7 separate regions of the Homo sapiens genome follow, and all the other regions are linked to region 7. A link is a loop called in an ENCODE intact Hi-C map of the cell type or tissue named here. Cell type or tissue: IMR-90. All regions are shown on one strand.

What was found. Hi-C counts contacts between places; a loop is a spot of excess contacts. Peaks named below come from ENCODE experiments on the same cell type or tissue, not always from the same donor. Only the 100,000 strongest peaks of a DNase experiment are listed, where the experiment ranks them.
Region 1: a loop joins it to region 7, with 9 times the contacts of the local background. A loop is called at or near these places in 20 of 110 quality-filtered maps.
Region 2: it touches region 7 in a loop (4-fold over the local background); 6 of 110 quality-filtered maps call a loop at or near these places.
Region 3: it touches region 7 in a loop (8-fold over the local background); 2 of 110 quality-filtered maps call a loop at or near these places.
Region 4: a loop joins it to region 7, with 2.6 times the contacts of the local background. A loop is called at or near these places in 7 of 110 quality-filtered maps.
Region 5: it touches region 7 in a loop (3-fold over the local background); 3 of 110 quality-filtered maps call a loop at or near these places.
Region 6: a loop joins it to region 7, with 5 times the contacts of the local background. A loop is called at or near these places in 3 of 110 quality-filtered maps.

The regions. Positions count from the first base shown.
Region 1 is chr2:226,789,619-226,793,618 of GRCh38, forward strand. All of the region lies in intron 1 of IRS1 (insulin receptor substrate 1), which reads right to left. Among named protein-coding and RNA genes, the nearest start is that of IRS1, 8.2 kb to the right of the region's middle. RefSeq lists a silencer at 1,781-2,470. In IMR-90, a CTCF peak has its summit at 2,043; DNase peaks (open chromatin) are centred at 1,783 and 2,223; H3K4me3 peaks cover 2,793 bases; H3K27ac peaks cover 3,524 bases.
Region 2 is chr2:226,426,035-226,430,034 of GRCh38, forward strand. No RefSeq gene overlaps it. Among named protein-coding and RNA genes, the nearest start is that of MIR5702, 230 kb to the right of the region's middle. In IMR-90, a CTCF peak has its summit at 1,747; DNase peaks (open chromatin) are centred at 407, 1,697 and 2,097; H3K4me3 peaks cover 179 bases; H3K27ac peaks cover 2,560 bases.
Region 3 is chr2:226,184,222-226,188,221 of GRCh38, forward strand. No RefSeq gene overlaps it. Among named protein-coding and RNA genes, the nearest start is that of MIR5702, 470 kb to the right of the region's middle. In IMR-90, no CTCF peak of the experiment used is centred here; DNase peaks (open chromatin) are centred at 1,160, 1,480, 1,870 and 3,600; H3K4me3 peaks cover 874 bases; H3K27ac peaks cover 3,280 bases.
Region 4 is chr2:226,648,818-226,652,817 of GRCh38, forward strand. No RefSeq gene overlaps it. Among named protein-coding and RNA genes, the nearest start is that of MIR5702, 8.0 kb to the right of the region's middle. RefSeq lists enhancers at 380-1,295, 1,296-2,209, 1,297-1,426, 1,316-1,610 and a silencer at 1,567-1,656. In IMR-90, no CTCF peak of the experiment used is centred here; DNase peaks (open chromatin) are centred at 1,544 and 3,834; H3K27ac peaks cover 1,572 bases.
Region 5 is chr2:226,211,803-226,215,802 of GRCh38, forward strand. No RefSeq gene overlaps it. Among named protein-coding and RNA genes, the nearest start is that of MIR5702, 440 kb to the right of the region's middle. In IMR-90, no CTCF peak of the experiment used is centred here; a DNase peak (open chromatin) is centred at 2,169; H3K27ac peaks cover 679 bases.
Region 6 is chr2:225,669,029-225,673,028 of GRCh38, forward strand. All of the region lies in intron 7 of NYAP2 (neuronal tyrosine-phosphorylated phosphoinositide-3-kinase adaptor 2), which reads left to right. Among named protein-coding and RNA genes, the nearest start is that of NYAP2, 270 kb to the left of the region's middle. In IMR-90, a CTCF peak has its summit at 1,534; a DNase peak (open chromatin) is centred at 1,523.
Region 7 is chr2:226,476,859-226,480,858 of GRCh38, forward strand. No RefSeq gene overlaps it. Among named protein-coding and RNA genes, the nearest start is that of MIR5702, 180 kb to the right of the region's middle. RefSeq lists an enhancer at 1,067-1,617 and a silencer at 1,255-1,549. In IMR-90, no CTCF peak of the experiment used is centred here; a DNase peak (open chromatin) is centred at 1,703; H3K27ac peaks cover 3,260 bases.

The DNA of each region.
Region 1 (4,000 bases), 310 kb after region 7:
ACCCCTGAAAAAGAGGTGATTTCCAACAGGATGCATGTGTTAATTTCCACAGTGTGCACTGGTTAAAGCTTACTCTATAGTGTGGGGAGGGGTGGGATGTTTCTGAGAGCTGACCTTAGGATGTAGGAACTAGCAGGTGCCTTGCATTCCCACACACATTTTATTTTTAAAAAGGCGGAAGGAAGAGGAGCATAATTCAGTCTAGAGATGGTTCCAAAAACTTAGGCTGGTCGATCAGGAGGGTTTGTCTTAGGGTTTGTTAAAACTCGAAAATGCCCCCTTGAAGCAAGAAAAGTTAATGTCAGGCCTGAATCAAACAATGTTTTCCTTCCAGGCCCCAGTCTGTCCATAAAGAATGTCTGATCCAAAGGCTAGAAATGGACAGAACAGGCTATTCTCATGCTTTATCATGACCCTGTCAACAGCTTCTTCGGAAAGAATCCTCATTGCAACTGACCCATTAAAGAGTATCAGTCATTTTCTCCACAACATTCCTATGTTTAGAGCTGCAAAGGAGGTTAGAATAATTTAGAACAAAATCCTCAAGTTACTGATGAAGAAATAGGTCCAGAGAAATTAAGTGACTTGCCCAAGGTCACTCTGCTAGTGAAGGGCACAGGCTGTGTTGGAGCCCAAGATCTCTGGCTCCCAAGAACTGCTTTTTCCATTGCATCATTTAAGATAGCACAAAGCTATTTTCCTGGAATTGTGATTTAAAAAAAAAAAAAAGGTGGCATGCCCTTTGGATCCCAAGTCTCTTCCTGTAGGGCAATGCTGGAGATAGTATTTATTGAGGGGGAACTCAGAGAAATGACTACAATATATGCAACATTTTATGGATTTATTTTTACTATAAAAAGATACCTAAACAATTGCAAACATTAAGCAAATTATTAGCTGCTCAAACTTTTCTGGAACAACAGAGAAACTCTCTCCCACTGCTCAGTAGCAGTTTTGGGTCATAACATTTGCACCTGCTTGGTACGTTTCCACCTGTGATGTTTCACTTGGCCCCTCAGAAAAAGCGCTGCCCTGGGATCTTATGATTCAGTGATGCAAGAGGGATGTTGGCTGGTGAGAAATGCTTATTTGAGAGGGAAGGAGGAGGAGGAGAAAATACTCCCATAGCACTTTTCTTTCTTATTTTCCTTATTTTAGAAAGGCCAAATCTGAACACATTTTCCATCCCATGTAGTAATATATCTCACATAATTTTGGTTACTGGAGGGTACACAACACAAATCTAGCAAGCTTTCAAAATCGATGTGCCCAGCCTAAATTGACGGGCTGTCACTGGGACTGTCAATGATGGAAAAATGAATCTGTGTCTGAGAACGCCACAGCATTTCCTCCAAGCCTTTAAGGAACACACTACCCAAACCCTTGTCACACCGGGTTCTCAGGATCTGCAAGCTGCAGTCCCGTCTTTCATTTCGCTGTGAGCTCCCTCACAGCCCAGGAGGATGCGTTTTCCCAGCTCTTACCTAGCTCTGGTGCTTTGCAGTAAAGTGTATGGAGCCTAGGGCACTTTCAAGCCAAAGGAATTCCCCCTCCCCCCATGACCCAAAACGATGGCATCCGCAGCACTCGCAGGTCTCTCTCCCTCCCTTGGTTGAGGGGGGCGGGCAGGAATCGCGGGCCAACCCCACCTGGCCCGCAGGCCCGCAGCCACGTGCGGGACTCCCTCCTGCTCGCGGATCTCGAGACCGGAAGACGAAGGAACGTGGCCTCGTAGTAAACCGTAGTAAAGAGAGAAGGGAAACAAAATGGGGCTCGTCACATGGTTACGGCCTGGATTTTTCTCAATTAAAAATAAGAGCAAGTGTGTGTTTCCGGCCCCCGTCCGTGGGCTGGTTGGACTTTTTCATTCTTAGGATTCTGATCCAAATGCAAGAATACAGCTGAGGGCACAACGTCCTCAGTCGGCGGGCGCGGTGCAGAGGGGGCCTGCGGCTCGGCCTGCGGGCACCCGCGGGAAAGAGGTGCCAGGCAGGGTGGCAGAAAGCGGCCCAGGGACGCCCGCCCGCCACCACCGCCAGGGGACCCGCGGAGAGCCCCGCCCCGCGCCCGCCGCGGCTCAGCCGTTTCACATGCTGATTGGCTGTGGTGGGGGCCAATCAGCGCCCAACCGCCCCGCCCGCCCGGGACCCAGAGCCGCGCGGCTGTGCCCGAGGGCGGGGCCTCGCCCGCCAGCGCCGACCACGCGGCCCGGGAAGGGGCCCCACCGCCCTGGATGACCCGAGACGGGCGGGGGCGGGAGACCCGAGGGCGGTCTGGCTGCAGATTCCCCCACCCCGGGCGAAAGGGGGCTCGGAAGAGGGAGGAGAAGGAATGCAGGAAGCGGAGGTGACCCGGAAAAGGGAAAGTGCCAGGGCCGAGAGGGTTTGCGCCAGCCAAAAAGGCCACAGGGCTGGGGAAAGGGGAGGGAGGGGAGGCAACCTTGGAGGTACGGAATCCTTGACATCACAAAAAAGGAAACTGAATGAAAAAGAAATGGAAAGAGTCTTTTTCTGTTTTTTTTCTTTTTCTTTTTTCTTTTAAAGGGGGAGGGCATAACAAAGAATGACAAAAACAAAAAAACTGAACCCAAAAGGCATGGCTGGGGTCTGTGTCTTTGTCAGCTGCAGTTTCAAAACTAAAAGATAAATTTGATGCCAGGTAAAGGTGGCAGGGCTGCTATGACCGAGTCTGAGAGGCTCTTTTTGCCCTGCTTCTTGGGCTCTCAATTTACTCTCTGCAGAGAGTGGGCCACAAGTACTGCGAAATTCTGAAAAGGAGCAAAAGAAAAAAAGGATAATGTCAGGAACATGAAATAAGAGGTGGAAACAAAGGGATGGCAGGGGATAGTACTAGAAAACGAGCAAGCCAGAACTAAGAGGCTATGCAAGAGAAAGGGCAGGCAGAAAAGGTCACTGGACTACAGGTAAAGCAGACAGGCTTCCAACAAGTAGAGCTCCTGAGCTCAGTGCTTCACAAGTGTTCTCCTCTTAACAGACAATGAAAAATTTTAAACAAGCCGAGATGTTTCAACAGAGCCCACGCCTCATCATACCTCTATTCCTTTCACCGAGTCTCAGGTTTTACCTGAGAAATGAGGAAAAGAAGCAAAGACAGCAATTGCTGAGGAAGTGAGGAAAATAATGTTTGCACACACATTCGGAGCAGAAGCTGTTTGCCACTCACAGGTCTGACTTCTGTCTGTTTCAGATAGCTATAGAATAACATCTTTGGACTCAACAGGGCACAGGCAAGCAAGCAGAATTGAGGATGTAAATGTGCCAGGTAGCATTTGGTGCCTCACTTTAAACACCAACACAAACATCTCAAATACGCATTGTAGAATTTTCCTGGCACTGTGCAAAGCATGGTCGATTGTTACTCCAGAATTATTAGAAATAGGATTATATGATTATTCCAGAATATTTTATTTTCCCAAAGAAGGTTAAGGATAGAATTTTGTAGAGTTTTTGTTTTTTTAATGCATCCAACACATAGGAGAATTTTATTTTAAAGCCCTTTTTAAAAATGAAAATTCTAGTTGGTCATCAATTCTCTTCAGAGCAAACATCATTTATTCTACTCTATAAAAAGAAACCTAAACAAATTAAGATGACAAGTAAGAAAAACTTATTCTCTTTATCTCCTTTAAAACCAAAATTTTAGTTCTGCTGGGCTGGTTTTCTTCAAATTCTCATTATTTTACCAATGAGGCACTTTATAATACAAATGCTTAAAGTGTTGAGGGATTCTGACTCCCAAAAACATCATTTGATATAACAAGATTTGTACTACTGATGTTGATATACACAATTAAATCTTTCTTCTAGTGAATGATGAAAATAAATGTTGAAGTAAATACTGATCAAATAAATGCTTTTTGTAACATATCACCCAAAATCTTCATTTGAGTGTTCATATACCTTTTTCTTGTTCTATAAAATAGAGAATTATATGGATCAAATATTGGAAACAGAATTAAGAAGACTATGAACACATGATA
Region 2 (4,000 bases), 51 kb before region 7:
AAAAGAACTAAAAAACTATTGCCTTAAAAAAGCTGTGGAATTTCAGAGTCATCACTAGATAGCTCAGTTGGGGCCTTGATAATTAATGATTCTATAGAAGTGATTCTTAGAGTATGGATTATAGTCCATGTGGGGCCTCCTGATAATGTGCATTCTTTGGTTCTTCCTACTATCATTTTTCAATGCATTCAAAGGTTACACATTGGCCACCTTCTAAATGAATGATTGTTACTTAATGTTATTTAATGTTGTATGCAATCTCAGAGATTGCTAAGAACTCTGATTCAGGGTCCTACATTACCATGTAATGCTGGTGAGGTTGCACAATTCTAATTGAGCACAACTTGTGGAATTCCTGTTGTTTTCAGGAAGCACACGTGATTATCAGTGTGGTCTTAACTTGGTCGTGGTTTCCAAATGTCTTCTACTTAGGAATTACTTTTGGCTTAACTTCTTCATTTACATTGGACTTTGTTGTGGATTGTTTGGTTAACCCAAGTGTGTAGTGATATATGTTTCCATCAATGGCATTTGAAGACCGTAATTTTGCAATCACTAGCCTTTAAGGCATGTATACATTGTGATTCGAATAGGAGTCATCTCTACCACTTTGCTAAGGCAAACCACAAAAATCTGCTTATACAGTGACACGTTCCCTCTTATTATTCTATTCTTTTCCCTCTGTAGAGCAGGAATGCATAGGATAAGTGGTCTGTGAAGTCTTCTGCCTTCTCAGTCTGCACTATGGTCACAAAAAATAATTCAAGAAATACTTTTCTAGAGCCATGATATTCAACCTTGATCAGGTAATATTAAATGTTAACACATTTAATGCATTTGTTGATATCACATGACCAAACTTTTCTCATATCCAGAAATATTTCGTCTCAAAAAACATTGATTTTTTGACACATGTAATTTTAACCAAGAGCATGTCACTTATTTTTTTAACTTTTAAGCTGAGCATGATTGACTCTTTCCAATTCTTTTTCCATGAATATTTGTCTCCTTTTCTTTTACTTTTGATTATGCTTACTGGCACTCAGTTGCTAGCAATCGAGCAGTGGCAAAAGCCAGACCTTTAAAAAAATCTGTAGGAAAAAATATCTTTAGACAGACAAATGGTTTTCCATTTAATTTAATTTTCCTGCAAACTGGGAAAATATTTCCAGTATTCCATTTTACTGTCATGTCACTTTGGTTCTTTAGGTGCTTAAACCACATATTATGAACTATTAGAGAATTATGAAATTGATGTAGTGAGTCTTGGCTGGTATTCTTTTCTTAAAGATAGAATAGAGAATACATCACATATATTTTGCCTCCTGAAAAGTTTGTTTCAGTTGTGTGTGTGTGTGTGTGTGTGTCTCCTAGGACACAATGTAAAATGTGTTTCTTGCCATGTAGGAGGGTGTTGGTTAAAAGTTTGAAAAACATTGCTGTAGAGAAAAGTTCCTCAATCATTAATATGTATAAAATTACAGGGGAACCTTGTTAAAATGCAGTTTCAGACTTCTACTTATCTATCAATCCATGGGATAGGGTCTTATATTCTTCATTTCAATAAAACTCCTAAGTGATTCTGATGCTGCTATTCCAAAGGATCACACTTTGAGTAGTGAGGGCCAAGAGGAAGAGCTATAGCCACAAGCAGAGGATGACTAACCCTCTGGAGGAATGGCAAATGAAACTCTAGACCCTGAATATCCTGCTCAGGATACCACAGCCGCAAGAGGCATCTTCAGCTACAGCGTCTGACTAAGGCAGTTCTTTCCAGCAGGCTTACCTTCCCTTCTCTATGGTAATCTCAGCACTTCGGGGGGCCAAGGCAGGCTGATCGCTTGAGTCCAGGAGTTTGGGACCAGACTAGGCAACATGGTGAAGCCTAGTCTCTACAAAAAATACAAAAAAAAAAAATTAGCTGGGCATGGTGGCACACATTTGTAGTCCCAGCTACTTGGGAGGCTGAGGTGGGAAGATTGCTTGAGCCTCGCCTGGGAGGTCGAGGCTGCAGGGAGCCGTGATTGCACCACTGCACTCCCTCCTAGGTGACAGAGCCAGAAAAAACTTTCCTAACTACTCCTTTCCTATGTGAGTCAGTCTGGGCTGCTATGACAAAGTAGCATAGTCTGAGTGGCTTACAAACAACAGAAATGTATTTCTCATAGTTCTGGAGGCTAGAAGTCCAAGATCAGGATGCTAGCTTGGTGGTTCCAGTGAGAGCCCTCTTTGAAGTTGCAAATGGTCAGCTTGTCATTGTACTCTCACTTGGAGGAGAGTAGGCAAGAGAGTCTCTTTTATAAGGGTGCTAATCCCATTTATGAGGGCTCCACCCTCCATTAAATTACCTTCTAAAGGCCTTATCTCTAAATATTATCACATTGGGGGGTTTGGATTTAACATATAAATTTGGTGGGGGACACAAACATTCAGGCCATAATACTTGCCCTACATATGAACAAACACACACACACACACACACACACACGCCTGGTTCGATTAGAGCAATGGTTTCCAATCCTGGCTACATAACAGCAACATCATCACGCATGGCTTTTTAAAAATACTAATTAAAAATATTGATGCCTGAACCCCACTCTTCCCTTAGAGAGTTCATTGGACCAAAAGGGATCTGGAGCATGTGTGTATGTGTGCGTCTGCATGCATATCTCTGTGTGTGTGTGTGTGTGTGTGTGTGTGTGTGTGTGTGTGTGTTTCCCCAGGGATGGCTCTGTTCCTTGGTAAAACAGAATTTCAAGTTCCCATATTAATTATTAACCATCTCCATGGAGTTTGCCTCATGCCCTGGAACTTTAAATATACCTAACACTCTGGGATTTTCAGTGTTAGTCAATTATATTTCTATTTTATTTCTTTCATCTTAGGTTGTATTTGTCCTTCAAATAATTTTCCAACTAAACAACAATGCCCTTGTCAGTGAATGATTGATTTGCCTCTGAACAAAACTGCTATATGTCTCCTTTAACGGCTGCCCTACAAATGTCTGGCCCTTGGATATGATATTTTTAGTGTTTCTAAAGCAAACCTCAAGCATTTGGCTATACCTGAGTCAAGTACAAAGATAGTCTGGAAGTGGTATAATTATTATAGACATTGTTAAGTAATAGCTGAAGAACAATTACAAATGCAATGTGGTATGTCAGACACTCTAAGCATATTTTCTCCGTTGCTAATATAGTCCACCCAAGAAACTGCATTTCTATACCCTGTTTATCTGTTATTATTAGAAAATCATGTGCTTTATATCACATTACTTTCCAGGTAACTGAGGCTTCCCCTCTTATATGTATTTCATTAAATAGATGTGCAATGCTTTTTTAAAAAACGTGTATATTTCAATTTTAATCATTTTAGATTAAATATGTCTAAGCCATATTACCTACATCTTTGTTTTATTAAACATGGAATTTTAAACTTAATTTACCCTTTTCTAGATTGTGTTAGCATTATGACTATTAATTTTTATAATAAAAATCCAGAGACTAGTTTTGTTCTGTTTTTGCTGTTGGCTACCTTTTGGCTAATGGCTTACCTATTTTCTTCACATGTCCCTCCCCTTATTCACTTCTTTTTTCAAGCATTTTAATCAAGAGCAAAATGACCAATCATTAGAATAGATGAGAAAGGAATGCAACCCAGCAACAGGCTGTGAATCAGAAAGCCTGGGCTCTAGTCCTCAACCTTCATTGAAACTCTATTGACATGATTTGCCTCTCCTGGGTATTCCCATAATATCGCTATGCTTTATCACGTGCTGTATGTAATTGTCTGTCTCTCTTCACCAGACTGGGTGCAGCTGGAGGGAAGGGACTTACCCTCATTGTCCCATAGGTAAGCACAGGTCCTGGTAGGTAATATGGGATGAGGTGTTAGGAGGGGGCTTAATGACAGTCAACAGCTTCAATTATTCCAGAAGTCACTAAGTTCAAATGACAACCATGGAGCTCCCTTACAGTATGTTGCAAGAATTTGAAGCAAT
Region 3 (4,000 bases), 290 kb before region 7:
TTATTAACCACGAATAGAAGAAAAGAAATGCACAAGGAATAAAATTAATGTCTTTAAAAGATATGGATACATGTTAACATCAAAGAATTTTGAGCTCAGGATATGTATTTTACAATTTTAGCTAAATCTTGAATTATATGAATCTTTAAAATGTCAAGATGTGGCAAATAGGCTTCGCAATCATGGTTTGTCATCTCGTCAATGCTCTTGACTTTTGAGTTTTCATGTAGAGAAGACATTCCTTTTGCTATCATCCTTCTGATAAAATTAGCTATGTGTGTTGTGTAGCAGTATTTCCATCCACACACAAGGGTGTGACTTGGCATTCTTTGTTACAACTGCTACTCAACCACTTATTTAAAATAAAAGTCTAAAACTGAAATCCTCTAATGAGTTGGAAAAGTTTTGCTTTAAAAATTATCCTTTTAGAGTGATTTCCAGTGCCATTTAGGGGATATAAGGAAGGAAATTCCAAGGTGTCTGTATTTTATCTGCAAATAAAACGATCATGTGACCACATGCCTGTTTGATCTGTGCCTGGTAGCTTAGCATGGCTACAGCAAAAGACGCACTTGCTATAATCATTTCAACCCCCACCCAACCCAAATCATCAACATTTCTCATCAAAGGAGAACATTTACATGCTCTGAAACATTGAATGAAAATAAGTGAAAACCTCTTCAGATATTTGTTTTAAAAATTCTCTGAGAGTACATAGAGTTTGGATCATGAAAGCAGAACTCAATTCATACTTCTGATCCTTCCCGGTTTCACATTTTTAAAAAATGTTATTTCACCACCTCCATGATCAGAAGGCGATGAGCTTGCTTTGTTTCCCAACTGACCTATTCATATCAAGTTAGTTACACTCACTTAAGTCTCCCCACCACCTTTGGCCAATCCCACAGAGCCCTCCTATGGAGCTGGAAACTCATATAGAGACTTTTGTTTTTTATAGAGAATTCAATAGCTCAATGCCACAAGACACCCTTTCTTATTAAAACGAGAAAGAAATGCATGGAAGTTGTTAAAAACAAATCATTTTCCATTAGTAAAAGTTACATGATTGGAAAGAGAAGAGCACATTGCTGTAATTACCAGTACATTAAGCAGGGGATGAACAGCTGCGTGAACTTGGAGTCAGTAGAATAACAGCCACCGAGCCAGCTTCCCCATATGGTCCAAGCAAGGAGGTGGGGCTTCTAGCTGCCTGGGGGTTGGGGAGAGGTGAGGAGGGGGCAAACGAATCCCATTCAAGTAGGAAATGTAAGCCAAGAAATGTCTGGCTTCCCAATCCAAACCCAGATTTCTCTGTGCTGCACTGGAAAAATCCCCCTGGCCTCCATAACAAAAACCTCTAAAATCAATGTTGTCTTTTCCTAAAGAGAGCAAAATGTGAGCGTTTTCAGACTTTTGGCTACATTGCTACTAATAGAAAAGACGACCTCAGAAGGACTTAGTCACTTCCTCAGCTTTTTGGGGTGTGGCTATGACTTGGAATTATTGGTATCACTTAGTAAACACTGTTTGATCTAGCATTTGCCTTCTCTCCCAATTAAAAATAGAGTCTGGCCAACAATGACAGGTCCCCACCACCAGGTATTGGCCTCAGTCTGTTTCAGTGAAAAGCATTACAGCCTTCTAATTGGCATTCTCTTCAGAATTTGGCAAATTTGGTCAAAGCAGACCAGCACTATAGTAACCTTTCATTATCAATGCAAATCCTAACAGAAAAGCATTCCATTCTTCTTACATTGTACGTCATAAATGAAACACAATAAATTTTATTGTGAAACCTCCTAGGAAGACATTCCTGAATAGACAAAGCAGAAAATGCTTGCATTATACTAAACAGAGCTAAAATTTGATAGTTGCTGGAAGGGTTGGCTATAAGGAATCTAGCTGTTTACAGGGGAAATACCAAATAGGCTACATCATTTGCAAGGAGATGTTTTTGTAAGTACCATGTCCAAAACCATTTGGGTTTCAACTATATGAAGGTTATTATTGCAGAGAATGGTGACCAGCTGTTCTTCATTGCCTCCGAAAACAGAATGAGAGAAAAAATGGCATTAAAGTGGAATTGGAAGAATTGAAGCTTCCTAAAAATTTGAGTTTGTTAACAGGAGAAGGATCCACACTAGGGAGTTATAAAATGAATGCCTTTCATTTTCTGTTGCTTTTAGAAATAAAAAGTGGCACTTTTAAGACAATTCAGGTAAAATTTTGTCCATCAATAAAATACTGAATTTGATAATCTTACAAATTTCTATTAAAAATAATTTCAAAAATATTTAAGAAATATGACTATTGGAAATTAGGCTATGTCTGGAGAATAATTCATCCAGTCATGCTATGGTGTCAGGGAATATTGTAAAATGAGAGAGTATTATTAAAAGAATCCTGTCGGAAATGTGTGCATTTCATGCCATAGATTTATGCAGGCATATTCTAGGAAGAAGGATAATGACTTCCCTGTAAATTAATATTGTCTTCAGAAATATCTAAATTTACAAATAAAAGATAAACAGCCTGGGCACGGTGGCTCACGCCTGTAATCCCAACACTTTGGGAGGCGGAGGAGGGCGGATCACCTGAGGTCAGGATCACCTGAGCTCAAGACCAGCCTGGCCAACATGGTGAAACCCTGTCTCTGCTAAAAATACAAAAATTAGCTGGGTGTGGTGATGCATGCCTGTATTCCCAGCTACTTGGGAGTCTGAGGTAGGACAATCACTTGAACCCAGGAGGCAGAGGTTGCAGTGAGCCGGGATTGTGCCACTGCACTCCAGCCTAGGTGACAGAGAGAGAATTCATCTCAAAAAAAGAAAAAAGAAAAAAAAAAAAAAGAAAAACAATAGTATTCTACTCAATAGAATAGACACACTGCTATCTCTTAGAAAATTATTAGATTGATGAATACATAGATGTAAAAACATCATTTGGTGGGTATCAGGATTTCCACTGATAGTTGATTTGTGGACTCTCAAGAAATTTATACCTGTATTCAAACACATACTGTGATATTAACTTGCAGGACTTTCTTAATAAACCAACTGTGGGAAGGACACACATTCCTAGACTTTCATTCACAGGGCAAATCCATCATTGCCAGACTTCTGCTTTCCATAGAACACTCACTTTTCTGTTTTCTATTCAACTTGAATGAAAATTTCTACTAGATCTCATTCCAAATCCTCCCATGGGACAGAGCTACCTTTCAGCAATCAGTGCTTTACCAAGGGCCGCACTCAAATTTGAACATCTCAGTAGACATGGAATCAGAAGCGAGGGATTACTGAATTTCACTCTGAAAGCTTTTCTTCTCAGATACTGTAATAAAAAAGCACCACCTTCATCTCAGATGATTTGCAGCTTTTCTGACAGCTAACGTTTATCTCTGTGACTCTTGCATTCTAGGGAAAAAATACAATTTGTAGATAACTTTAAATATTTACCTTTTTTTTTCCAAGCAGGAAGCAAAGGGTAAAACAACCACACACACACACACACACACACACACACACACTCACACGCACACAAAGTTTCACTACATAGATACATCTTGATTTAAAATTCCTGGGCACTTAGGCTGCATGTCATGGCCCTCTGCGTGAGTTAAGTGGAGTCAGAGATTTCTGCCAAGTTATAGAGCTGGTTACTTACTTCAGGAAATATTCAGTTATTTCATTTGAAGTATGAAATTGCAGGAGCATCCAAAAGTTTACCAGGGTCTAAAACTACAAGTGAGCTTGTTATTTGTCTCTACTCTTTATCCTTCTATGGAGTAGTTCCAAGGGATCCTTTGAACCAGCTGCCCAGTTTTCATCCCTGTAAATAAATTTTTCTTCACACAGTACAGGGTCAACTTCTGAAGAAGAGACCGTTTATCATGGTAGTTAAAAGCACAGACTCAACCCAGACTGAATGGGCTCTAATTTCAGTTTTGCCTCTTAACAGCTGTGTGCCCTTTGGGTAAGATACTTAACCTCTCTGAGCC
Region 4 (4,000 bases), 170 kb after region 7:
CTTTTGTGTCTAGCTCAGGGATTGTAAACACACCTATCAGCACCCTGTCAAAACGGACCAATCAGCTCTCTGTAAAACAGACCAATTGGCTCTCTGTAAAATGGACCAATCAGCAGGATGTGGGTGGGGCCAGATAAGAGAATAAAAGCAGGCTGCCCCTGCCAGCAGTGGCAACCTGCTTGGGTCCCCTTCTACACTGTGAAGGCTTTGTTTTTTCACTCTTTGCAATAAATCTTGTTGCTGCTCACTCTTTGGGTCCACACTGCCTTTAGGAGCTGTAACACTCATCATGAAGGTTTACAGCTTCACTTCTGAAGCCAGCAAGACCATGAACCCACCAGAAGGAAAAAACTCCGAACACACCCAAACAGCAGAAGGAACACATCCAAACATCAGAAGGAACAAACTCCGGACACGCCCGCCGCCTTTAAGAACTGTAATACCTCGAGGGTCCACGGCCTCATTCTTGAAATCAGTGAGACCAAGAACCCACCAATTCCGGACACGTGATGATTACCGATGCTGAGCAATTTTTCATGTTTTTTGACCACTTGTATGTCCTTTTTGAGAAGTGTCTGTTCATGTCTTTTGCCCATTTTTAATGAGGTTGTTTTTTACCTGTTGATTTGCTCAAGTTCCCTATAGATTCTGCATATTTCGCCTTTGTCAGATGCATAGTTTGTGAATATCTTCCTCCATTTGGTAGGTTGTCTGTTTACTCTGCTGATACTCTGTTTTGCCACTTCATCTCCCATCCCCATTTTCTGGCCACAAACTGCAGCATAACTTTGGCCCCTTGAGCTAAAAAATAACAGCCTTTCCAGGGCAGCAGCAGCTGAAGAACCAGTAAAGGACCAGGCCAAGGTGTCCAGAGGGGAAGACAGATTCAGACTTGTCACTGAGCACAGGAAAGACATCAAATGCAAGAGCATGGAAGGGTAAAACCACCACCATTAGCCCTTACTGTGCCTGTGATTACATCCAGAGGCTGGGGAGCCCCCAGCACTCTGACTCTATTCCCTTTGCTGTTAACTTTCTGGTTTCCTCCTTCCCTTTTTCTCCAGGCTGCACTTTCCCCTCCCTCACAGTATCTCTGGAACAATCAGATTCAAGAAGGAGGTAACTGACAGGCAGGGCCTTTTCTATTTTATTCAGGCAACTCAGTGGGTGGTGGTGTCAAGGCCCCCCATGGGGTTACTGTACATGAAACAAGTCCATAAAACAAACGGTCAAACTCGGGTCGGGGCTGTTGCTAGTAAAGGGAGTTCCCGTTGTCTTAAATCACCCTGGATTGTTTACTGCAAAAGGCAGTGGTTAATCTGAAACACAGACAGAAATAACTGCAGCCTTGTGCCTCTGCATGTCTTGGCTGAGCCCAACTTTTGCATTCTAAGCACTGGAAGTACCAAGTGGCCAGGATGGCTGGAAGCCAAAAAGTAATGTTTCCTTTTGCTGTTGTTGAGAAAGGCATTCAGGAAAACAATTGAGCACAATAAGGGCCTTCCTGTTCCGGCAAGCAGGCAGCCGTGTGAACCACCCAGTAAACGTGGAGTGAGTCATCCTGGTGCACTGTAAGCTTCCTTCGCCTTTGTCAATAAGTTCGCTCAGAGGCAGCTGTGGGGAGCATGCAGAACACAGCCCCAGCAGGCTGCAATACTGCGGATTGCTCCCCTAGATTAGCATTTCCGAAATCTATTTCTCCCATCTCTCCAGGCACCACAGATTTCCCCCCAACAAAGTCAGCGTTTACACAGGGAAATGTCACAAACACATTTGTTTGGGAAAGGCATGGGCCATGCATCTCCCTCCAGCTGGGAAGTCGGTTCTGCAAGGGAAGTCTCACTGAGGCTTGCTCTTAAAACATTCAAAATGCCTAAATTTCATGGGATTTTCATTATGTGGTGTACACAAACTATGTTGACTAACATGCACTTGATTAATTGTAGCTGCCCATAAGGGGCAAATCACAATGATTGAGTTCAAATGAAACCAGCTATGTACAAAATTGATTAGAATGAGACAGGAAAGAGATAACACCTTAAAATGTGTTTTGACCTTTAATATTTCAGGCAGTGAGACTGAAATACTACGTTGTACTGAGATGTCCTGGGTCACTGAGAAGGACCTGGAGAGATGTAGGATGGTCAATGATTCCTTGATAGTGGTAAAGATGGAGCATGCTCTCTCTCTTTTCCTTTCCCTTTCTCTCAGTCTCTCTCCCTTTCTTTTTGCCTCTCTCCCCTACTTCTAGGGTATTCCATTTTGCCATGAATGGGTCTAAACTCTAAAAGATCTTTCAGAGCATGATCCAGTAGAGATGGCAGACTTGACATCATTCTTCATAACCATTCTTCATAACCTGTTCCAGGACCCCACCTACAATGGTGCTTAAACCAGAGTTAGAATGACTGACATTAAGTTTTAAGCATCCATTTTGCCTGCTCAAAAAGAGTTGCCACTAGCCATTCATGTTTTATTACAGCGAGACAATCTATTTAGGTAAGAGACAGTATGCTGGTATAGTATTTTGGGACAACTGTGAGTTTTGAGTCAAATGACACTGTTTGGGCCTGAACTGTTCTGTTTTCTAGATTTACCACCTGGAGAAGTCATCTGACTTCACTGTGCCTCAGTTTCCTCATCTTAGAATGGGGATAATAATAATGCCTGCCTCACAGAATTGCTATGAGGATTAAATGAGATGACCTAGCTAATTTTACTTAGTCTTACCCAGTGCCCAATAAATGTAATTAGTAGTACTACTACCACTACTACCATCACTACTACTACAAACACTAATAAACTAAATAGCCATTGAACTCATTATTTTAATTGAAGGTCTAATAAACCAGGCTTGGCTGAGCTAAAAGCATATTGTCACCCCTTAAAAACGTATAGCCTCTCTCTTCTGCCAAACTGAAACTAGGCTTCTTAGAGGAAGATGTTTTTGATAAAGGATGAAGGTGATTTGTCAGTTGAAGAGTAGTATCATTTTGCAATCATAGTAGAAAATATTTCAAAAACATGCAAGGTTATAGGAGAGTAAAGCTACCAGATTTCTCCAAAAAATTGTTGATCGTTGCAATTGATACATAGTTACTAAAAATTCACATTTAAAACACATTTAAGTTTCAACTAAACAAATCAGGTGAAGCAAACGAAAACATTAATTTGTATTACACTAAAATATCTGCCAGATTTGTGCACTAACTGGATTAGGCTTATAATTAGAGGAAATTCCAGGCTATGTATTCCTTCACTCAGTATGAAGCTATCTAAAAAACAAATACACTTGAAAATCCATTTTTACAAGTCAGGTGGCAGCCGCTTGCACATCTCAATCAGTCAATAAGAAAACATTTTAAACTGAGCTACTCTGAAGAAGCTCAGACATTCTTTAAGTTAAGACACATCTCATTTCCCAGCCACAATCTGCATCCCTAAGACAGATGCAGTTTTGATCCCAGCAGTTCCATGAAAGAAACACTTCCACAAAGTCAAGAAAACCCAAAGTTCAGCAAGATTTTGGCAGTGTGGCCAGAAATTTAAAAATAATTCTGGTTAATATACCCAAAGTTTTTACCAGTGGTCTTGGTGAGCATGGTCCATTTTCAGCTCAGTCAGATCTTTGGGAAACTGAACCACAGAAATAACATTGATCCTGAGTAACTCAGACACATCCCGTGGTTTTGTGCTTCAAAGGTAGCCACAAATTCTTAAGATATGATTCATAGTCATCAAAATCTATGAATCTCCTGTGAAATTGTTCTTTCACTTCCACTAAACAGCTCTGTAATTCTTCAAATCTGTGACGCCATTGAGGTCAAGGAAGTTCAACAGTAAATTATGAATGCAGTAGGAAATGAGAGTAGTTATTAACTGCTCGACCAGTTGGCCAGTTAGAACCTGCGTTTCCTTGAACAAGGAAAAGAGAGAAGTCAGGGTTCATGGAAGAGCTACTGAAACAGATATTCAAAGCCCACGGACTTATGTCATCCAG
Region 5 (4,000 bases), 270 kb before region 7:
CATAGGAGGTCATGTATTACTAGTTATTAAGGCTAATACAAAAGTAAAAGGTTGTTTCACATTTCTGTGTATTTGTGTATATTGTATATGTGTACATACGTGTTTATATATGTGTATATTATATATATATATAATAATGTGTTATATGATTCAGTGACATAAAGACACTTTATGTAATCTTAAAATATCCTGCTAATAATATGCTAATGGTGTGGGTAAAGAATAAATAACAACTCCTCCTTATCTTAGAAATATATTTTTAATAGGCATATTGACTGTTCATATTCAGATTCTACTGCAGAAAAGCCCTGCCTACAAAAGATGAAATGAAGAGAGTTTAAATGAGAGACAAGATTTTAAATAAGGAAATTTACAATTGTATCTATCTGAAATTGCATTTTGTCACTGTGGATTCTTGGGACCTAATAGTTTTTTATTGAGTAGTAGGTGTTCTCATTTCTAATCATGTCTTTTAGCTGCATTTTGAAGGTTGAGGTGAGGTTAAAATGTGGGCTGGCAACTATAAACAAGTTGGGTGACAATAAGTGCAGGCTTCTGCCAAAGCTGCTTTCAGCAAAATTGTAAAGCAAGTAAGTTTGTCTCTACTCAGTGTCTGTCTCCTTCTGTGTCCTTGAACCTCTTCTGTGGCACCATCACCTGCACCTGCACTTCAAGTGGTTAAGTTCTCTCCCTGAACCTTTTACTGTCTTATCAAAACCACCCAGATTCTTCATTCAGAAGATGAGGATGCAGTCCAATTTAATGAGGCTACCTCCTAGGCAAGCAACACCTGAAGTTGCTATTAATCATGGTCACACTCTGCAGTAACAATGGTGCTATCTCTGCAAAGTAAATACACTCATTGTTGTGTTTTTTGTTTTTGCAAAACAAGAAAAAGGATGCTCTTGCATTTTAACAGGACTTGAAACCATACATTAAAAAAGGGTAACTTAAGTGAAGAAAACAGAGGGTCAACCCGACATGTAGACATGTTTCTGAAGAGGCAGGAGTAGAGAGAGTTTGGGAGAGGGGCAGGAATCAGAACCTTCTAGAATCTTTCAAAACCCATCACATGTTAATGACTTTACCTGCCTATTTTCAAGAGTTTAGATCTATATTGTCTGTTTTCTTTAGTTTTCTCAAGTGTGATAAAGATATAGGTGTCTCAAGAACAAAATGATAACTATAGCTCCAGCTAAACCTCAAAAAATCGATAGGAATTTTTTTTCTATCTCCTGGGTAGAATTGGTTAACATTTCTGAGTATCCCAGAAACAAATCTTCTACTCATGATTAGGATGAGAAAGCTAATATATATTTGTTGCTTTATTTAATACAGAAAATGGCCAAATATTTCATATCAGTTCTTTGTATTTTCTTGAAGAGACAATTACATTTTTCTAACATTTTGACAATTTTGCCACTCTTGAGAAGATTGAAAAACATAACAAAAAACAATGTATTGAAATTATATAATCAAAATGTTTCAGCCCCAAAAGGTACAATATTTCATCTATCTTTTCTCCCCAATAAAGTGGGGGCAAATATTCTTCCCACTAGTAGAGTAGCAGAAATTATTAACAAGTACAGAATGTGGAACGTGGAAAGGATTTCTTGTAAAGAAACAGTAGATTCAAGCTAGCATCGGGGGTAAGAAGAGGGAGGACATTATAAGAGGCTTAATTTTAACAGGCTTAGATGGGAACTGTGAGAATAGTTTTCAAAGGCTAGTTAGGACTAGTTTTGGGGAAAGTTGATTACCAGTCCAGCTGAAAGATTGTGAGAAAGAAATTCATAATAAAACTGAAAATAAAAAATATCACAAGCTATAAAAAATCAAATTAAGAATTCCAAATATTTTCAAACGTAAGTATTACCCAAATAACATATTATTCATAAATTGATACTTGGGGTTATACCACGAACAAATTTGATGTTTCATCTGAAACCACAGCATATTTCTGTAGCATTCATCTTAATTCCCAGTCTCTCTTACAGCCCCATTTTCTATTTTCATCTTTATTTGATCAATCTGGCATTTGTCTGGCCTGTCATTTTAAATGGATAAATACTACAGACATCTGTGATTGGCTTAAGAATAGTGAGAAAGAAGGACTCAATTCATTTCGGGATCTCTGGCTAAAATGTCATTTTTGTGGCATTAGTCAGTCAAGAGCTTTTAAGGAAAAGAATCTATTCTCAACGCAATACTAACTGATTAATCTCCATCACTGGAATTTTTCAGGAATGAGATGCAGAAAAGACAGCCACATTACCTAGTGTTCCCTCGAGATCTTAAAGAAAAAGCAATTTCACTTTGGGATAAGAGAAACAGAGAATAAATTTGCCTACATTCCTATTACTAAATGTTAATTATTAAAGTTTGGAGGCTATGGTTGCTATCACAATAGAGAATTTGGAGGGAGAAAATGTGAGAAGGAACAGAAGCTCTCCTCAATAAATAGGCAGGGGATGTTTATGAAAGATATTCTAGCCTAAGACAAATATGGTTTTCTCAAAAAAGCTAAATCTGTGCTCAAACCATGAGAAAGTTGAAAGTGTCCCAAATGGTGATAGTGGGAAAAAAGTGGGGGATGGTGGGAAAAAAGTGAGTTGAGCAGAATGGAAGAATAGAGCTGAACTTCTGTGTGTGTGTGTGTGTGTGTGTGTGTGTGTGTGTGTGTCTGTGTGTATGTGTGTGTGTGTGTTTCATTTTATTCTTTCCCATTTTATTTTATTTAGATTCACTTGGGATTTTCCCCTTATAATGCATACTTTAGGGAGTTTTCTTAAATGCTCACTATGGTTAGGATGTGCTGTTCTTCAAGCTTAAAAGTTCTTAGAGCCGAGTGGGAGGCCATGATGCAGAATAGAGTAACTATCAAAGGGCATGTCCCATTGAGATGGCATTTATAATTTTCACCAAGAGACAGGCTCCACTCTCCTCTCCATTTTCTCCTTCATGTTCTGAATTCAAACAAGAATTATAGTAAGAATATTTATCTTTCTTTAATGCAAATGTCAGTTGACAATGTGAAAGAAAGTAATTTCTATATAATGACATCCAGCTTAGTTAATCTAGTAAGCTAAGGAACCAGACAGACCCGGAAAATCCAAACTCTACTCTTTACCAGCTGTGTGACTTTGGACAAATTACTCAACATCTCTGTGCCACAGCAGCTCATTTGTAAAGTGAAAATAATGATACTTGTCTCATATGGCTGTGGTGAGTATTAAATAACTAGCAGACCTGTGCTTGGCACAGAAGTTGGCACATCCTAAGTGATCAATAAATGTAAGCTATCAGTATTATTATTTTGGAATTTATATGTGATTTTGATTATTAGAGTCAGTAGTGCTAGAACAAGCCAGTAATGCTTACCTTTTTAAGGAACTTAGAATATTTCAGCAATAGGAATTTCTTAATCCTAAGTGATTTTCATTTAATTGTGAAATATGAACTTGTTTTTTTCCAGTGGAATGCAATTAAAATTCACATTATAAACATATTTTTTTTTGTTCAGGGCTTAATAAAAATCTTCCTAGTGTTATAAATCTCACCTTGGAATTTCGAGTTCCAATTTGCACAAACCAATCAAAAAGCAATTATCATAAACAGCCAATCAACAGTACGAACTAAAATAAATCACCTATCACCCAGTTATGAGTGGGTGATAGATAATTTTCTCTAAAAAAGTCTTGCATTTATTTTTATCATTCTGTTATAAGATAAAGCAGTTACAACAAAATGTAGAGTGTAGATAGAATATTTTCCTAATATTCACTAAAATAAAATAACAAAGAAGCATTTTGATATTTCGTATGTGCTTCATTTGCAGTAAAAGCTCAGTTATTTTTAATATACCATCTCTGGCTTGCTAGAATGTTTCCAAAATTGTTATCTCCAGAATTTTCAATAAGAGCTTTGACACAACTGAGATGTATATCTGAATTTTTTTTTCTTGTCTGGAACATAAGAGAAACACACTGTTTATTCAAAG
Region 6 (4,000 bases), 810 kb before region 7:
AGACGTAATAGAGGATGATTAAGGACAAGTATGAATACCAAAAACTACATAATGAATGTCTGACTCATATTTTATTTACAGTGAGGTTTCAGGCAGGAACATGAAGTTGGCTGTTCTTTTACAATGTATGTTATCTACCTGAGGCATAAAGCATGTGGTACATGAACATACAGAGCAGATGTTAATTATTACTATTTTTCATGACTCTATCTCTTTCTTTTTACAAAAGAGATCAAAAGTCATTATGGCACGTGAATTTGGCTTTTATTACCCTGTATTGTTTTAAAATGAAAGGCCTTAACGTAGGTTTCTGCACATCACGTCTCTACCTACTACAAATAAGACACCATTGTTTAATTCATCCCTTAAAAGCTCATTCGTATGGACAAAAATGGGCAAAGCTAATCTCTATATATTTCAACTGATTATGTGTTACAAAAATAAACCCTAACTAGAGATAAAACTGGCAGCTTACATTTTCAACAACTTATTTTTCTTGATTACAATTTAAAAAATCATTTAGTGAGAAAAAAAAGGAAGAAAGAAACACAGTATTGTAATGTCAACCCTATGAAAACAAATATCCAGAATGTTCTGGGAAGAGCTCAGTTTGTTCTATAATTTGAAAACCACTGGGAACTGCTAAAGTGAATAACAAAAAAATCAAAATTTTATTAATATTTAAAATGCTGAAATGGAGAAAATTCAAAGTAGCATTCAGTTCAGTAGTAGAAAATGTGTAATTGTGTTAGACTTTAAAAAGAGAAAAATAACAATTTTTATTTCCGTTCTGTCCAGCAGTCAGATGATGTGCAAAGGGCAAGAAGGTTAAATAAATAGATACGATCATTCCAAAGACTCAAGTTGTTTGAAAGCAGTGTGAGCACACCTCCTCCAAGGAGAGTCGGGTTGTTATGAAGTACACCCAGGTTGCAGCGATTCACCTTACATGAGGGGAAGATGAAGAGCTCTTCAAATGAAGAAATGTGCTTTGCACATTCTGGCCCACTAAAACACTTTCTGCTCCAAACAGAAGTGGTATTTGCAGGCCCTACTTTGGAAGGTTTTATAGATAGGTCATGATTACTTCCTCTGACCAAATCCATTTTGTACAATCTTGCTATGGTTCTGTATCCTTGGCCTTCACAGTTGGTGTACATAGATGCCAAGGAATAAAAAGGATAACAGCCATCTGGTTCTCATCTCAACCAAAGAGGCAGGTTTAACTAGAGGAAATGGGTGCATGCTCGTGTGTCAAGTTATTTTTATTAGACCTGAAAGCAGAACCCTGGAATGTTGTACGGGGAGAGGTCATGCAATCTTTCCTTTGGAGACCTTTAAAACCACAGTAAATTTCCATATTGGTGAGATGATAGTAGTGTGGTTCTGCCTAAGAGAAAGGAAAGGATTACTAAATGAGTCTTTAGGCCATTTCAATGTAATTCTGCAGGAAATTCTAAAAAAGACCCTTACAAATTAATGGTCTTGGTTATGATTTTTATAGCCTTATGTCACCACAAAGGGGTGCTATTGCATTAGTTTATGTCCTTCCTGGGAAAACGTCTTCAGTATTTTCCAAAAAAAAAAAAAAAAAAAAAAAAAATTCCTACATAGGCTTTCAGCAATCATTTTGGCAGCATCAAGCAGTAATTCATTGTTTATCATGTGTTTTGGAATGACAGGGATCTGTATTAAAATCAATATTGCTAAGATTTCTTTGGATTGTTTACAGGCATACCTTGGAGGTATCATGGGTTCAATTCCAGACCATGGCAATATAGTGAATATTGCAATAAAGCAAGTCTCAATAATTTTTTGGTTTTCCAGTACATAGAAAAATTATTTTTACATTATAATCCAGTCTATTAAGTGTAAACATTGTGTCTAAACAATGTACATACCTTAATTAAAAAAATACTTCATTGCTAAAAATGCTAACGATCATCTGAGCCTGCATCAAGTCCTATGTTTTTGCCAGTAGAAGGTCTTTCCTCAGTGTTGATGGCTGCTGACTGATCAGGGTAGTGGTTGCTGAAGGTTGGGGTGGCTGTGGCAATTTCTTAAAATAGGACAACAGCAAAGTTTGCCACATCAATTTAACTCTTCCTTTTACAAAAGATTCCTCTGTAGAATGCAATGCTGTTTTTTTTTCTTTTTCCCTCCTTTACCTATGCCAAACCATATGATGCTGTTTGAGAACATTTTCCCCACAGTAGAATTAAAGTCATTTCTCTCAAACCCTGACACTGCTTTATCAACTAAGCTTATGTGATATTCTAAATCCTTTCTTGTCATTTCCACAATGTTCATAGCACCTTTACCAGGGGTGCATTTCATCTCAAGAAACCACTTTCTTTGTTCATCCCTAAAGAGCAACTCATCATGTGTTCAAGTTTTATCATGAGATTGCTGCAATTCAGTTACTTCTTCAAGCTCCCTTTCTAATTCTAGTTTTCTTGTTATAATTTCCACTTTACCACATCTGCAGTCCACTGAGGCCTTCAGTGCCTCAAAGTCATCCAAAAGGTTGAGATCAACTTCTTCCAAATTCCTGTTCATGTTGATATTTCAAACTCTTCCCATGAATGACAAGTGTTCTTAATGATATCTAGAGTGGTGAATCCTTTCCAGAAGTTTTTAAGTTACTTTTTTTTACCAAATTTATCAAATGAATCACTATCTGTGGCAGCTATAGCCTTATGAAATAGATTTCTTAAATAATAAGATTTCAAAGTCAAAATTACTCCTTGATTCATGGATTTAGAATGAATGTTATCTTAGCAGGCATAAAAACATTAATCTCCTTGTACATCTCCATGAGAGCTATTGAGTGACCAGGTGCATTGTCAATGAACAGTAATATTTTGAAAGGAATTCTTTTTTTTTCTGTGCAGTAGGTCTCAACATGGGCTTTAAATATTTAATAAATAATGCTGTAAACAGATGTACTGGCATCCACACTTTTTTTTTTCATTTCTAGAGCACAGGCAGAGTAGGTTTAGCATAATTCTTGAGGGCCTTAATATTTTGAAATAGTAAATGAGCATTGGCTTCAACTTAAAGTCACTGGCTGCATTAACTCCTAACAAGAGAGTCAACGTGTCCTTTGAAACCAGGTATTGACTTCTCTCTAGCTAGGAAAGCTCTAGATGGCATCTTCTTCCAACAGAAGGCTGTTTCTTCTACATCAAAAGTCTTTTTAGTATAGCCACCTTCATCAGTTATTTTAGCTAGATGTTCTGGATAACTTACTGCTTCACCTTACACTTTTATGTTATGAAAATGGCTACTTTCTTTAAACCTAATCAACCAATTTCTGCTGGCTGCAAACTTTTCTTCCATAGGTCAGTCACCTACTTCAGCCTTCGTATAACTGAAGAGCTAAAGCATTGCTCTGAATTAATTTTTGGCTTAAGAGAATGTGTGGCTGGTTTAATCTTCTACCCACACCACTAAAACTTTCTCCATATCAGCAAGAAGGCTGTTTCACTTTTTAATCATTCAAATATTAAGTGCAGTAACACTTGTAATTTCCTTTAAGAACTTTTCCTTTGCATTCACAACTTGGGTAACTATTGGCAACAAGAAACGTGGCATTTGGCCTATATTGACTTTTGACTTGCCTTCTTCACTAAGCTTAATCATATCTACCTTTTGATTCAAAGCGAGTAATGTGCAGCTTTTCCTTTCACTTGAGCACTTAGAGGCCACTGTAGGGTTATTAATTGGCCTAATTTCAACATTGTCATGTCTCAGGGAAGAGGGAGGCCTGAGGAGAGGAAGAGATGGGGGATATTTGGTTGGTGGAGCAGTGAGAACACGTAAAGCACTAATTGATTAAGTTTGCCATCTTATATGGGCATGGTTCGTGGTGCCCCCAAGCAATTACAATAGTGACATCAAAGGCAATCACAGATCACCATAAACAGATATAATGTTTTAGTCTGTTCTCACACTGTTAATAAAAACATACCTGAGACTGGGGAAAAAAAAAAAAGAG
Region 7 (4,000 bases):
CTCATATTATGAAAAATCATTATGAAACAGCTCTTAAAGACATAAGGAAGAGGAACATGGATAAAAAAACAGGTAGTAGAAGTTGGTGGGAGAAAAGGGATAACAGATCACCCTTAAACAAGCCAGAAACTTAATTATCACCTTTAGTTAAATCCAAACACCCAGTCTCCTGTTTCAAGGAGACCAACTCACAGAATATTTTTCATGACTAACCTTATGTTTGCAACTGAAGATTAAAAACTAAATATTATTTGACAAGTTTTTATATGACGACATAAAGAGTGGCTAGTGCCCGCTGTTGACTCAGACATTTCTGCCAACCTCTTTTGCCTGCCAAAATATAGCTTCAATAAGCACACATAAATTTTATTTTTAATAAATAACCACAAAATAGTTTCATAAACATACTAAACTGTGGATAATTGTAGCTCACAATGAGTATGTGTTACAGTTTCGGTAAATAGAAGTTACACAGTCTGAAGCTGGCACACGCTAACCCCATCGTATGGATTGATGTCAAACCAGCTCACGCTGGAACACCCTGGTGATTTTCTTGGTAAGCGGCCTATGTGCTAACTACTTGGGCTCCTGCCTTCTTCCAGCAGTCCTCCTGTTAGTCTACGCAGACATTAGGTTTCAGAGTCCTGAGAATTTAAAAGGATAGCTGAGGTCTCTGCTTGGTGTCCCAAAGGGTCTTTGCGGTAAGAAAAGTTCCTTATGCCCTGACCAACATGTAGACACCTATAATACTTTAAAATGAATAAATAAAGGGCATTTGGGGAAATAAATACTGATGTGATGAGAAGGAACCAGTGAGAATAAACTGTTCTTTCTAACTAACTTTTCTTGGAATTTACATGTTCCTTTTACTCAAAAGATCCTTTTGGAAGAGTGTATTGCCTTTTCCTCTGTTGGCAGACATTTCTTTCTCTTTTTTTATTTTTTTATTCCTTGAAAAAAGCAGCTTATTGAAAGCTTAATGAGTTTTTCTTTTCTGTGTTAGAAATCAGGTTTATTTTTAAGCTTCTTTGACCACACATGTGCTTTGATGAACTTCCCTCCCATTCGTGGAAAAGAGCTCTAGGTTCCTAACACTTCCAGCTCCAATTCTCCACATTCTCCTTCACTTCACATCGACCCCTGGGAAACTTAGAGTGAGAAAAAGTCAAAGGGGGAATTTTTTTTTTTTTTTTGTAATGTACTGAGCTTCCTTTTGAAGACGAGGAAAGAGAGTTTTATCTTCAGTAAAAACAGGCCCTTTTGTGGAAAGGAGACGTGATGACTGATCAAACAGCATTCAGCATTCCAGGGATGCCAAGATATCGCTGGGTTAAATGGTGGAGATGACCCAAAGACCCTGCGCTGTTTGAAAATAAATAAAATTACTCCGGCAACATATTCCGCATTCCTGTTTGTACTCGGCAATCTACATGCTTTAGATTCTGCCTGTGGTTACCTTCACTCAGGTCTTAGCTCACAGTTGAATTTATTCAGTCAGAATTTACTGCAAACTTCCTTATGGGATGCATGAAACTGGGCCCTAGGATGGATGGGGCAGTGTGCATGGTAAGGAGGCAGGATAGAGCAAGAGGGTGGCCCTGACACCAGGAAGTGCTCAGCCTGAGGCCTTGGAATATTGCAGAGCCATGGATTAAGGGCCTCATGGGCACAGGGAGAGAGTGACTCACTCTGCTGGAGGTTGACCTCCATCAGGAGGAATGCCTCGTGGTGTTTTGTGACCTATGAAACATTGGCAGCCTGCAGTGCTGCCGCACAATTCTGTTATGTTTTTCAGCACTGCCAAGGGTAGATTTCTCATCTTAACCTCAGTCCTCCTCCAGTCTGCATCCTTTATAATCCTACACAACCCCCAGCAATGGTTCTCTAAGCACACCCTCCCTGACTCCAGTTAACCATTTTTTCTATCCTCACCCCAAATTAAATTCAACTCTCTTTGTGTATTTCTTGTTAAACAGCTATGTGTAGAAAGCTATGCAGGACACAGAGGTGCAAGATCTTGTGCATCAAAAAGCTTATCACCCAGTAGGAGAGTTAAACACGTAAAAATTTAAGTGGAAAAAAAATGTAATAGAACTGCAAGTGCTGTGAGCACTTAGACAAGGTAGTGACACACTTTGGTTCAGCGAGATTGTGAAGTTTTCACAAAGGTTCTGGCACATAAACTGAACCAAGATGCATGGACACGTTTCCTAGAGCTCCAAGGAACAGCATGAGCAAAAGACTAAAGTTATGTGGGTAGGCAGCCAAGGGTGTTTGAATTTGAGTGTGGCCAGGGCATAGGATAGTCAGAGAAACAGAAAAAGAGCTGAAAGGGTTGGTTCGGGCCAGATCAAATCCAAATCAAGGTAAGTAAAAGTTACTCTGTGAGTAATGGGGAAGAGTTGAAGTTTTCCTAGGAAAAAAATAACTTCCATTGCCCTGTGGTTAAGAATGCTAACCCTGGTCCTGGCTAACACGGTGAAACCCCGTCTCTACTAAAATTACAAAAAATTAGCCAGGCGTGGTGGCGGGTGCCTGTAGTCCCAGCTACCCGGGAGGCTGAGGCAGGAGGATGGCGTGAACCCGCGAGGCGGAGCTTGCAGTGAGCCGAGATCGTGCCTCTGCACTCCAGCCTGGGCAACAGAGCCAGACTCCGTCTCAAAAAAAAAAAAAAAAAAAAAAAAAAAAAAAAAAAAAAAAAAAAAAAAAGAATGCTAACGCTGGAAGCAGTGAGAAGGATTGATTAGACAGGATCAAGGCAGGAGCTGGAATGGACCCATGTAAAGGACCCAATAAGAGTGAGCATAGAAGACTTTTAGATAAGAAGCCCTGTAGAGGCTGAAATAAACGTTTTCCTAACATGGACAAGCAAGGCTCCACCGTCCTTCCACTTTTCCTTTTTTAGCAATCAAGCAAGCAACCAAAGACATCAGATGTTAATAAAATGAAATGGCTATAGACAGCACTGTACAGAACCAATAGAACCTTCCACAGTAATGGATACTAGGCACTTGATGTGGAATCACTCTGACTAAAGAACTGAATTTTTCATTTTGTTTAATTTTAATTACTTTTAGTTGGCATAGCCCTATGTGGCTAATCCTACTTTATGGGACCGTGTAGCTCTAAAGAATAAAATTATATTGACTGAACCAGAGATTCAAAGCATTTTGGAAAAATTTACATTATTCTTCTACCGGCCATCAGACTTCAGTGGTGTTGCTGGATTTAGAAGATGGTGTCTACCTATCAAAAGCCCCATGTTTACATATAAGAAGATGCAGTGCCTGTATTTAGCTCAGGCATGAAAAAACTTCAAAACATTTTCACTTTCAAAAGGGATCCCTTTGAGTTGTCCAGAAGGGCCATCTTATCTCCCTTCTACTCAGGATAGCCTATCAGTGGGCAGTAAGATCATGGAGGTCAGGAAGAGGGTGACTAGTTCTCTCTGACTTCAGAGAGGAGGACCTGTCCTCGACTATCTATTTTCCAATGAAAGTTTCCCAATAAGTCATTGCCCCATTATAACCTAAGCACAGCAGAATGGCCATGGTATGTCATTAAGTGTTTTTGTAAGTTGATTTGTGGTGTTAACTTTCTGGATCATAGAAATGGTTTTCCTCAGTATTTTTTCTTCTGTAGGTTTGGAGTCAAGAATTATAATCAGTTGCTAAGACTTTGAATTCTCCAGGTAGTTATTTCAAGAACATCCTTTTGCATGTTTCTTGGAAACTGATTCCTTGTTGTGTGAATTCAAATACATTATATGTGGTGGCTACTGGCCAGCTCTCAGGGCACCTGAACTTTTTGGCACTTCACTCCTTATATTCCATTATGGAATATGGTAAAATCTCTTATGCACTAAGTAAAACCAGGATTAGATAACTTTTTACTTGCTTATCTCTCCAACAAAATATATAAGAGGAGCACTGGAAGAAATTTAGCAATTAGAGACTATTAAAATAACATTTAATTTACACATTGATTATTTCTAGTAGAA